2 separate regions of the Homo sapiens genome follow, and region 1 is linked to region 2. Evidence: read pairs that join two places in POLR2A ChIA-PET (ENCODE). Cell type or tissue: GM12878. All regions are shown on one strand.

The links. ChIA-PET counts read pairs that join two places held together with the same protein. Peaks named below come from ENCODE experiments on the same cell type or tissue, not always from the same donor. Only the 100,000 strongest peaks of a DNase experiment are listed, where the experiment ranks them.
Region 1: POLR2A ChIA-PET joins it to region 2 with 7 read pairs; 2 of 35 experiments call an interaction of 5 or more read pairs at or near these places.

The regions. Positions count from the first base shown.
Region 1 is chr12:124,125,138-124,130,137 of GRCh38, forward strand. All of the region lies in intron 2 of ZNF664-RFLNA (ZNF664-RFLNA readthrough), which reads left to right. Among named protein-coding and RNA genes, the nearest start is that of ZNF664-RFLNA, 150 kb to the left of the region's middle. In GM12878, no CTCF peak of the experiment used is centred here; DNase peaks (open chromatin) are centred at 494 and 1,994; H3K27ac peaks cover 925 bases.
Region 2 is chr12:123,733,956-123,738,955 of GRCh38, forward strand. ATP6V0A2 (ATPase H+ transporting V0 subunit a2) reads left to right here. Exons shown (of 20, transcript NM_012463.4): 7 at 1-53; 8 at 1,576-1,669; 9 at 3,104-3,316. Among named protein-coding and RNA genes, the nearest start is that of ATP6V0A2, 24 kb to the left of the region's middle. In GM12878, no CTCF peak of the experiment used is centred here; no DNase peak of the experiment used is centred here; H3K27ac peaks cover 1,799 bases.

The sequences.
Region 1 (5,000 bases), 390 kb after region 2:
GGTTTGACCTCCCCTTCCCCAGAGTCCGGCCAGGTTCCGTAGGGCTGGCTACAAACACCACCATCTCGCTTGTCATCCTGAGGATATCATTTTTGGGCAGCCAAGATACCCCAAAATGGCCTTATTTCCTTAGAGGGGTGGCTCAGAAAGGGAGAGCAGTTTGGCAATGAAAGAGACACACCACTGCAAGGAAAAATATACGCCCACTGTCAGTTTATTTTCATTGTAACCCCAGAGTCCTCTCGAGGGTGCTCACTGAGTACTATAATTTGCTGTGCACCATTTAGAGAAGAACAGAATTGAAACATATAAATAGGACTTTGAAAATAGCATGGAACACAGATCCTTTCTTTTTTTCCTTTGCAGAAAAGATATTTTGAATAAGTCTTTCAGGCTTTTTGATTTATAGGTTTGCTATTAACCGTGGCATTGAGCAGTCAAATACAAAGCATGCACGGCTGGAGTTCACCGGGCCCTGATGAGCACGGTTTTCACAGAATGAGCAAGCCAGGGCTTGTGCTGGTTTCCTGCTTCTGCTGTAATAAATCACCACAAGCTTAGTGGCTTCGGACGACACTCATTTATTATCTCAGAGTGCTGGAGGTCTGAGGTGTGAGCTCTGAAATGGGCCTCATGGGCTAAAGTCAAGGGGTCAGCAGGGCTGCATTCCCCTTGGAAGCTCCCGAGGAGGACCTATTTCTTGCCTCTTCCCCCTTCTTGAAGCCACCTGCATTCCTCGGCTCGTGGCCCCCTCCCCCATTTGAGTCTTTCTGATGCCTCATCACTTTAAGCTTCTCTTCTGCCTCCCTCATCCATCTTTTAGGGACTCTTGTGACTACATTGTGTTCACCTGCATACTCCAGAATAATCTCATTATTATTATTATTTTGAGACAGGCTCTCTCTCTGTCACCCAGGCTAGAGTGCAGCGGCATGATCAGGGCTCACTGCAGCCTCGACTTCCCAGGCTTAGGTGATCCTAGCACCTCAGTCTCCCAAATAGCTGTAACTACAGGTGTGTGCCCCCATGCCTGGCTAATTTTTGTATTTTTAGTTGAGATGAGGTCTCTCCATGTTGCCCAGGCTGGTCTCAAACTCCTGGGTTCAGGTGATCCACCTGCCTTGGCCTCCCAAAGTGCTGGGATTACAGGTGTGAGCCACCGCACCTGGCCAATCTCCTCACTTTAATGTCCACTAATTGACAACCTTAATTTCACATGTAACCTTAATTGCCCCTTGCCATGTAACCTATTTGCAGCTTCCCAGAATTAGGATGTGGATATCTGTGGGGTAGGACCAGTATTCTGCCTACCACAGGGTGAATCCCAAAGATATGGAGTGAGCTGGCCATAGGAGAAGAAGGAAGATGTGGGCAGGGAGGAGAGAGACTATTGTGTATCAAATACCATTACTCTTGATAATGGCATGTATTAAGTGCTCACCAGTAGCTTTGCCCAGTACCTACTCTGGTCTCATCTAACTCTATGAAGTAGATACTATGACTCTCCTCATTTTACAGATGAGGGAAAACAGAAGCTTATAGAGCAGTGTTGTTCAATATGGTAACCTCGAGCCATATGTGACCATTGATGTTTAAATACATTGACTAATTAAGATGAGTTAATCAAACTGTGGCATTAGACAACACCTTAAGCCATACACATGTGGCTGTTGGCTACCGTATTGGACAGCACAGGCGCTGATCATTTCCATCACCGCAAAGTTCTCTGGGACAGGGCTGTTGTAGAGGATAAATATGGGTCCCAACATCACATAACTGGAAAGTGGGAGAATCAAGATTAGAACCTGGTGCCTTAGGCTTAGAGCCTTGTCTTGGAATCACCCTATTACACAGACGTCCAGTATTCATTTCTCTGACCACATCTGGGAGCTTTGAAATCTGCCATATGTTGGGTAAAACTACTCTACATCTCAGCCACACCACCCTTATTTAACCCCTTCTTAAGAACACGTGGGTTCTGGCCACGTTTCTTGGATGTTTTCATTTAGCACCTGGCGTGAGTCATAAGAGGAAACCAAACGATGGTCAGCTTGGCCTTTCTGCTTCCCCAGTAGCTGCGCGGCACAAACTAGTTGCAGCTGTCTCTTTCCTACCCCTTCACTTGCCTCCCAAAGGTGGATGGAAGCCTCCTGGTTACCAAATGAATAAGAAGTGGAAGGTGACCGAGGGCCATGAATGATCAAATTAAAGGAAATGGCACATATTCCTCAAGCGGACTCCTTGTGCTGCAGTGTTGGCGGGACGAGAAGTGCTGCTTTGCCGAGCCCAGCATGGAAAATAATCCAATTTTCCTCTGACTTTTTCTGTTGAGGATTGCCAAAGAAGATGGCCTGTTTGGCTTCAATAATAGGAACAGCTAACGTTTATCCAGCGCTCAGAACACACCCTTGTCCTAATAGCTCCCCATGGATTAATCCATTGCCCTATGAGACAGGTGCTATTAATTTCACCTCCCCGAGGTCACAGGGCCAGTCATGGTGGTGCAGGATGTGGACCAGGAGGCCTGGCTTCAGGGTCTGGGCTCTTAAGCTGGTGTAGTACTTCTTCTCTACCTTGGGTATGTCAACCCGGAGGCCACTTTCTTCCCTTTTTCAGATGCCTGTAGTTTGCTGATGGAGCCAGAAACTGATGTGTCTGGTGTTGAAGAGAGGCAAGCTGGGTATGCCCAGCCCTGTCTGTGGTTTGAAGCAGGCTCTCCACCTCTTCATTGCTGGGTGTCAGCACTGGCCCCGGGAGGTCTCCAGGAAGGATCCGGGCCATGTTCCGAGCTACAGGGAACGGAGTAGAAGTGTGAACCAGGCTGAGTGTGGTGGCTCACACGCTTGTAATCCTGGCACTTTGGAGAGGCTGAGGCAGGAGGATCACTTGAGCCCAGGAGTTCCAGACCAGTCTGGGCAACATAGTGAGGCCCCATCTCTACTAAAAATACAAAAGATTAGTCGGGCGTGATGGTGTGTGCCTGTAGTCCCAGCTACTCAGGAGGCTGAGGCAGGAGGATCACCTGAGCCCAGGAAGTTGAGGCTGCAGTGAGCCGTGATTGTGCCACTGCACTCCAGCCTGGGTAACTGGAGTGAGACCCTGTCTCCAAAAAAAAAAAAAATTTTTTTTAATTCATAAATGTGCCACTGCACTCCAGCCTGGGTAACTGGAGTGAGACCCTGTCTCCAAAAAAAAAAAAATTTTTTTTTAATTCATAAATGTACGGATTACACAGTCACTAAAAGTGTCATTGATTCACTATTGTCTCTATTCCAAAGATTAATTATTAAGATTAATAGTTAAGATTAATATGAAGATTAATAATTAAGATTAATTGTGCAATAATAGTATTAAAACCAGAATGATAGGAATGGGAGCACATCTTATGATTTCTACTTTGAAAAAGAGAGGAATTTCATTTGTGGCACAAGAGTAATTTTAAAAAAAACCCCAACAACCTGGGAGCATGCAGGGATGGTTAAAATGAAACGTGGAGTCCAGCGCGCAGGCCACCTGACAAGTATTCCCCCGTTTCCACTTCTCTCTTGCCATGCTTTGGCTTGGCTTCCATCTCTGGGATTTTCTTTCAATTCATTGACTATTCAAAGGGCTTCATTTTCAGGTCATTTTCCACGTAAGACTTTAACCCTTTCTTCTCTCTGCCCATCAGCCTGAAAAGTGCTTCCTTATTGCCTTTCTTTTCTACTGGTATTGGGCTGAATTGTTTAAACTTCAAAAATATGTACATAACATTTAAGAGATTTTTTGTTTGTTTGTTTGAGACGGAGTTTCGCTCTTGTTGCCTAGGCTGGAGTGCAATGGCGCGATCTCGGCTCACTGCAACCTCCGCCTTCCTGGTTCAAGCGATTGTCCTGCCTTAGCCTCCCCAGCAGCTGGGATTACAGGCATGTGCCACCACGGCTGTCTAATTTTGTATTTTTGGTAGAGACGGGGTTTCTCCATGTTGGTCAGGCTGGTTTTGAGCTCCCGACCTCAGGTGATCTGCCCGCCTCGGCTTCCCAATGTGCTGGGATTACAGGCGTGAACCACCACGCCTGGCCAAGAGATTTTTATAAATTACGAAGAACAAAGAAGAAAACAAAATAAACAAAAATGGTCCATATCTCCCATAATCCCTGTTTACATTTTGTTGTTGTTGAGACAGGGTCTTGCTCTGTCGCCCAGGCTGGAGTGCAGTGGTGTGTTGTGGCTTACTGCAACCTCTGCCTCCCAAGCTCGAGCGATTCTCCCACCTCAGCCTCCAGAGTAGCTGGAACTATAGGTTTATGCCTCCATATCTGGCTAATTGTTTTAAAATTTTTTTTGTAGGGACAGGGTTTCACCATGTTGCCCAACCCGACCTCAAACACCTAGGCTTAAGCAATCTGCCTGCCTCGGCCTCCCTAAGTGCTGGGATTACAGGTATGAGCCACCATGCCTGGCCCTGTTTATATTTTTTAAAATCCACTAAAATTTTTAATGCTTGATAATTTGAACAGTGCAGAAAAATCCAACACGGAAAATAAGCTCCTCTCTCCTATTTTTCCTGCAGATTCTGCTTCCTAGGACTGTGTAGATTTAGTAAATTAAAATACAGGATGCCCAGGTGAATTCGAATTTCAGAGGAACAACAAATAATTGTGTAACATAAGTATATCCCATTTAAATAATTTTTTGGTATAAGAATGTCCCATATATTGCATGGGTTATACTTACACTAAAAATTATTCCTGAAAAATTATGGAGAAACACAAGGCTGGCAGCATTGTAGGAAATGGGTTTTTTCTAGATCTAAGGGTTGAATGATACCTGCCACTTGGAATTCATGAAATTACTGGTTGTTGTTGAATCTTATTTCAAACAACAGAATTTGCTTTTTTTTTTTTTTTTTTTTTTGAGGGAGGGTCTCGTTCTGTCACCCAGGCAGGAGTAGTGCAGTGGCGTGATCTTGGCTCACTGTAGCCTTGACCTCCTGGGCTCAAGTGATCTTCCTGCCTATT
Region 2 (5,000 bases):
ATATCCTTTTGGGGAGAGCAGATTGGCCACAAGGTTAAGAAGATATGTGATTGGTAAGAAAAAGAAACATTTCATTTCATTTATGTCTTTATATTCAGTCACCTCTAGTTTTCCTTCAACATCCCTCTGGAGTCAGAAATAGAGTGGCTGCTAGTTTTTGTTATATGATTCTTTGCTGCACTGCCAAGTTCTTAAACATTTAATTTGTCATCTCTCTTACCAATGCATTACTTAAAATAATTTAAAAGTAGAGACTGTGTTAATAATATTCCCAGAATTGACTTTTTTCCTTGGAGATCAGGGCTTCAGATTGGTTGAAAAAGGAATAAAGTTTTTATATGTTGTGACTTCATGTTGCTTTGAGCTACCAGTCGGGCTTACCTGTCATCACTGAGCATGTGCATCTCTTCTGTCCTGGGTACCCTGGGGCAGGGGTGTGGCGTGTGGTGAGGAGGAGGCGCTCAGGGGCCTGTCTGGATGCAGAGCCTCCCTGTGTCGCTGTCTCACTGGACTCACTTGGACAAGTGACCAAGCCTCAGTTTCTTCATCTGTAAAAGGGGAGAGTGATTGCTTTCTTATAGGTCTTTTAGGACTAAATGAAATGATCAGGTAAAAGACATCAGTTCGGCATAAGCCATCAGTAATTTTGAGTTGTGGTACAACAATAATCTGTGACTTAACTCCTGTCAGCAAATGGGAACATAAGCAAAAGCCAAACAAAGTCAGAAAACTCCTTTGCTTTCTTCCCCCCATGGACAACTCAGCTTGCCTTGTTTCTTGCAGGGTGGAGGGGGGTTTGGGCATTTTCTGTTTACTAGAATTTGGTTCTCAATTGGTGGAATAGAAAGTAATTTCAGGTGTCACCTGGATAAACCTTTTATTTTCATAGATAGATATTTGTTTTACTGCAGATTAAAAAACTATACCCAGCTCAGCAAACCCATGATTTCACAGATATTGTTGCTTAGGATAAGGCTAGAATAGGTATTTAATTTTTCAAAGGCAGAACTTAAAGAAAAATAAAGGTATGGTGTTAACATATGAAGGTGGTCCGGGAATGGCTGCAGTTTGGGGACACAGCTCGTCATTCCCTCGTGCAGTCTGGGTGCCGAGTGGCTGAGTGGCCCTGAGAGGACCTGTCAAAGGCAACTGCTAGGAAGCCAGAGCTCTTTTCTCCTTTTGTTTTCGTGTGTGTGTGTGTGTGTGTGTGTCTGTGTGTGTCTGTTGTGTGTCTGTGTGTGTCTTTGTGTTTGTGTTTAAACCTGTTCAGTGATTCCCAGCCCAAGGACATTGTTGAATTTTAGGAAGCTGGAATTGGGAATGAGCTTCCAGGAATCATTGAGGGCAGGAGTGGAATTTGGATCCCAGAGGGAGTTTGCTAAATTTATCTCACTCAGCAGGTGCTTGTTGAGCATCTGTATGCACAGCCCGACCAAGGGCAGATGACTGCATCTGCACCCGTGTCTCCCAAACGGCTGCTTTCATTCCGTTTTGCCAGAAGATGTGCCGGGGAGGTGAACGTGTTTAGTTCTAGTGCTGACAGATGTGAGACTGTGTTCAACTCTTGTCTTCCAGCTACCACTGCCACGTGTACCCCTATCCAAACACAGCCGAGGAGCGGAGGGAGATCCAGGAGGGGCTGAACACCCGCATCCAGGATCTCTACACTGTGAGTAAGCTGGAAGTGGATTGCCTCTTTATCTGAGGGCTGCCAAACATTTACACGTATATTTTCTCTCTTTTTTAACATAGATAATATTGGTCGTAGACAAATCAAGATGTTCTAGTGAGATTGGAATGTTGCTTCCCTCCCTCCTCCCCATGGAAGTTTTATTTTAGCAACTTGTTAGGAACCTGAGTAGTAATGACAAGGCTTTAAAAAAAGATTCTGTGGTCACCTTTGATATGTTGGATGGTAATTCATTTTTCTTTTTCAGACAGGCTCTCGCTCTGTCGCCCAGGCTTGGAGTGCAGTGGCATAATCTCAGCTCACTGCAACCTCTGCCTCCTGGGTTCAAGCGATTCTCCTGCCTCAGCCTCCCAAGTAGCCGGAATTACAGTCACGCACCACCATGCCCGGCCAATTTTTGTATTTTTAGTAGAGACAGAGTTTCGCCATGTTGCCCAGGCTGGTCTAAAATTCCTGACCTCAAATGATCCGCCCACCTCAGCCTCCTAAAGTGCTGGGATTACAGGTGTGAGCCACCATGCTCAGCCTGGATTGTGATTCTTTTTTTTTTTTTTTTTTTTTTGAGGTGGAATCATGCTCTGTTGCCAGGCTGGAGTGCAGTGGTGCGATCATCTCAGCTCACTGCAATCTCTGCTTCCCAGGTTCAAGCAATTCTCCTGCCTCAGCCTCCCAAGTAGCTGGGATTATAGGCATGCGCCACCACACCCTGCTAATTTTTTTGTATTTTTAGTAGAGACGGGGTTTCACCATGTTGGCCAGGTTGGTCTCGATCTCCTGACCTCGTGATCCACCCGCCTCGGCCTCCCAGAGTGCTGGGATTACAGGTGTGAGCTACCGCCCCCGGTCTGGATTGTAATTCTTGATCACAAAAGACAAGCCAGCTCCAGTTAACATGGTGAGGGCATTATTTTACCAGTAGGATTTAAATTCATTTTTCTCTTGATGACAGTGAGGGTTCTTGTTGGCATGAAGTGTCCTTCTGACTCAGTTAAGCGAGAGGATTTCTTGGTAGGATGGGATGGGCGTTGGTGGCTCACAGGGTTGACAGGGGTGAGGCCAAGCTTGGGAATGGGTAGGAACCCAGGGAGCTTGCTGGATCCTGGTAGGCCATCACGCTGCCGCAGTGACAATGACGTCTAACCATTTCCTGTGCCCTAGGGTCATGTTCTCCAGAGGCAACCTCCCAAAAGAGGGCATCTGATTGATTGGGCTTAGATTTTTCTGCCCACCTCCGAGTGGTACTAGGGGCAGGGAGAAGGAAGGAATGGCTCCCTTAGCTGCCACCAGGATAGGCAGGTGCCTGGAATGATCCTCTGTCAATGGGGAGAAAGTCCTCTAAGGGAAGTCGGGTGCCAGGTGGACAGAAACAAAAACATGCCCACTCCACTGAAAGCCCCTGTTGTTCTTCCCCAGGTACTGCACAAAACCGAGGACTATTTGAGGCAAGTGCTATGTAAAGCCGCCGAGTCTGTCTACAGCCGTGTGATCCAGGTGAAGAAAATGAAGGCCATCTATCACATGCTGAACATGTGCAGCTTTGACGTGACCAACAAGTGCCTCATTGCTGAGGTCTGGTGTCCCGAGGCGGATCTGCAGGACCTGCGCCGGGCACTGGAGGAGGGCTCGGTAAGGCTGCCTTCCTCTCCTCTGCCAGGAACAGAAGAGAGACTGATGGAACTGATAAATTCAGAGAAAAAAAGGAAGTGAGAATTTCATAGAGTAATGAGAATGCAGTGTGTTGACTCTTCTTTTGTTTTTTTAAAATATTAATTAACAAAATTAAAATAGAGATGGGGTTTTGCTGTGTTGCCCAGGCTGGTCTCAAACTCCTGGCCCCGAGCGATCCTCCTGCCTCAGCCTCCCAAAGTGCTGGGATTACAGGTGTGAGCCACTGTGCCCAGCCTTGGCTCTGTTTTTGAACTGAAATTATGGTGAGCTGGTCATTCAAAGCTGTATGTGAGTACATGTGTTTTTAAATTGCTCTTTTGAGTAATTCATTCACATGGTGTAAAAGTGAAAAGAAATAAAAGAGTATGAAAGACACAGTGCAGTGGCTTCCTCCCACCCCATAGCCTTACTTGTCCACTTCCTCCACTCAAAGATAACCATTACTTCAGTTCTGTTATTTCTTTGAGTTTCTTAACTGTAGATAAGCAGATAGGAGTAGATATTATTTTTCTTTCTTTTTCTTCACAAAATGGCACTATTCATACTATTCTTTTCACTTAATAAAACTTCTCTATTTTTCTTATAACTATTTAATATTCTGTTGTGTGCATACCATGGTTTATTTAACTAGTTTTCTGGTCATTTAGGTAGTTTCCGCTTTTACAAATAGCACTATGATGTCAAATCTATTTGTAGGGTAAATTCCCAGAAATGGAATTACTGGACTGATTTTGATAGATGTTGTCAGCTATTGTATTTCTCTCATTGTGAGTGAAGGGGAATACCTTTTTTTTGTTTAAGAGCCTTTTGGCTGGGCACGGTGGCTCACGCCTGTAACCCCAGCACTTTGGGAGGCCGAGGCGGGTGGATCACGAGGTCAGGAGTTTGAGACCAGCCTGACCAACATGGTGAAACCCCATTTCTACTAAAAATACAAAATTAGCTGGGCGGGGTGGCACATGCCTGTAATCCCAGCTACTTGGGAGGCTGAGGCAGGAGAATTGCTTGAGGCGGAGGTTGTGGTGAGCCAAGATGGCGCCATTGCACTGCAGCCTGGGCAACAAGAGCAAAACTTTGTCTCAAAAAAAAAAAAAAGAGCGTTTTCAATTTTCTTTTTTTTGTGAACTATCTGTTCATATTCTGCAGCCATTTTCCATCGTATGTTGGCCTTTTTCTTACCAATTTCTGTTGGCTCCTGGTCTGTGACACCAGTAAGAATATTTTCCCCAGTTTGTCCCTCGTCTTTTGACTTAGGATGTTTCTGTTTGTTTATTTGTTTGTTTGTTTTGGCCATGCAGAAGTTTTTTGTTAAATATAGTTGAACTTATCCATCTTTGCTCTTACACCTTCCAGATTTTGAATCACAGGCTTTTCCCACTGCAAGGTTATAGTGTAATTCTTCCATGTTCCTGTGAGGTTTTTCTTCTACATTAAACTCAGATTTTGGTCATGGAAAGAACAGGTTTACATATTTCAAGTGACAGTTAAGGGAACACCTTTTTCATGAGTTTTTTGGTTATGTAACCTTGTCTCATTACATAATTCTGTGATGATACAAATGTAAAATATAATGTCCATTATGACATAAACATGAAATACCCAGTGCTGAGAAAGACAGCAACACATAAATAGTATTTTGTTA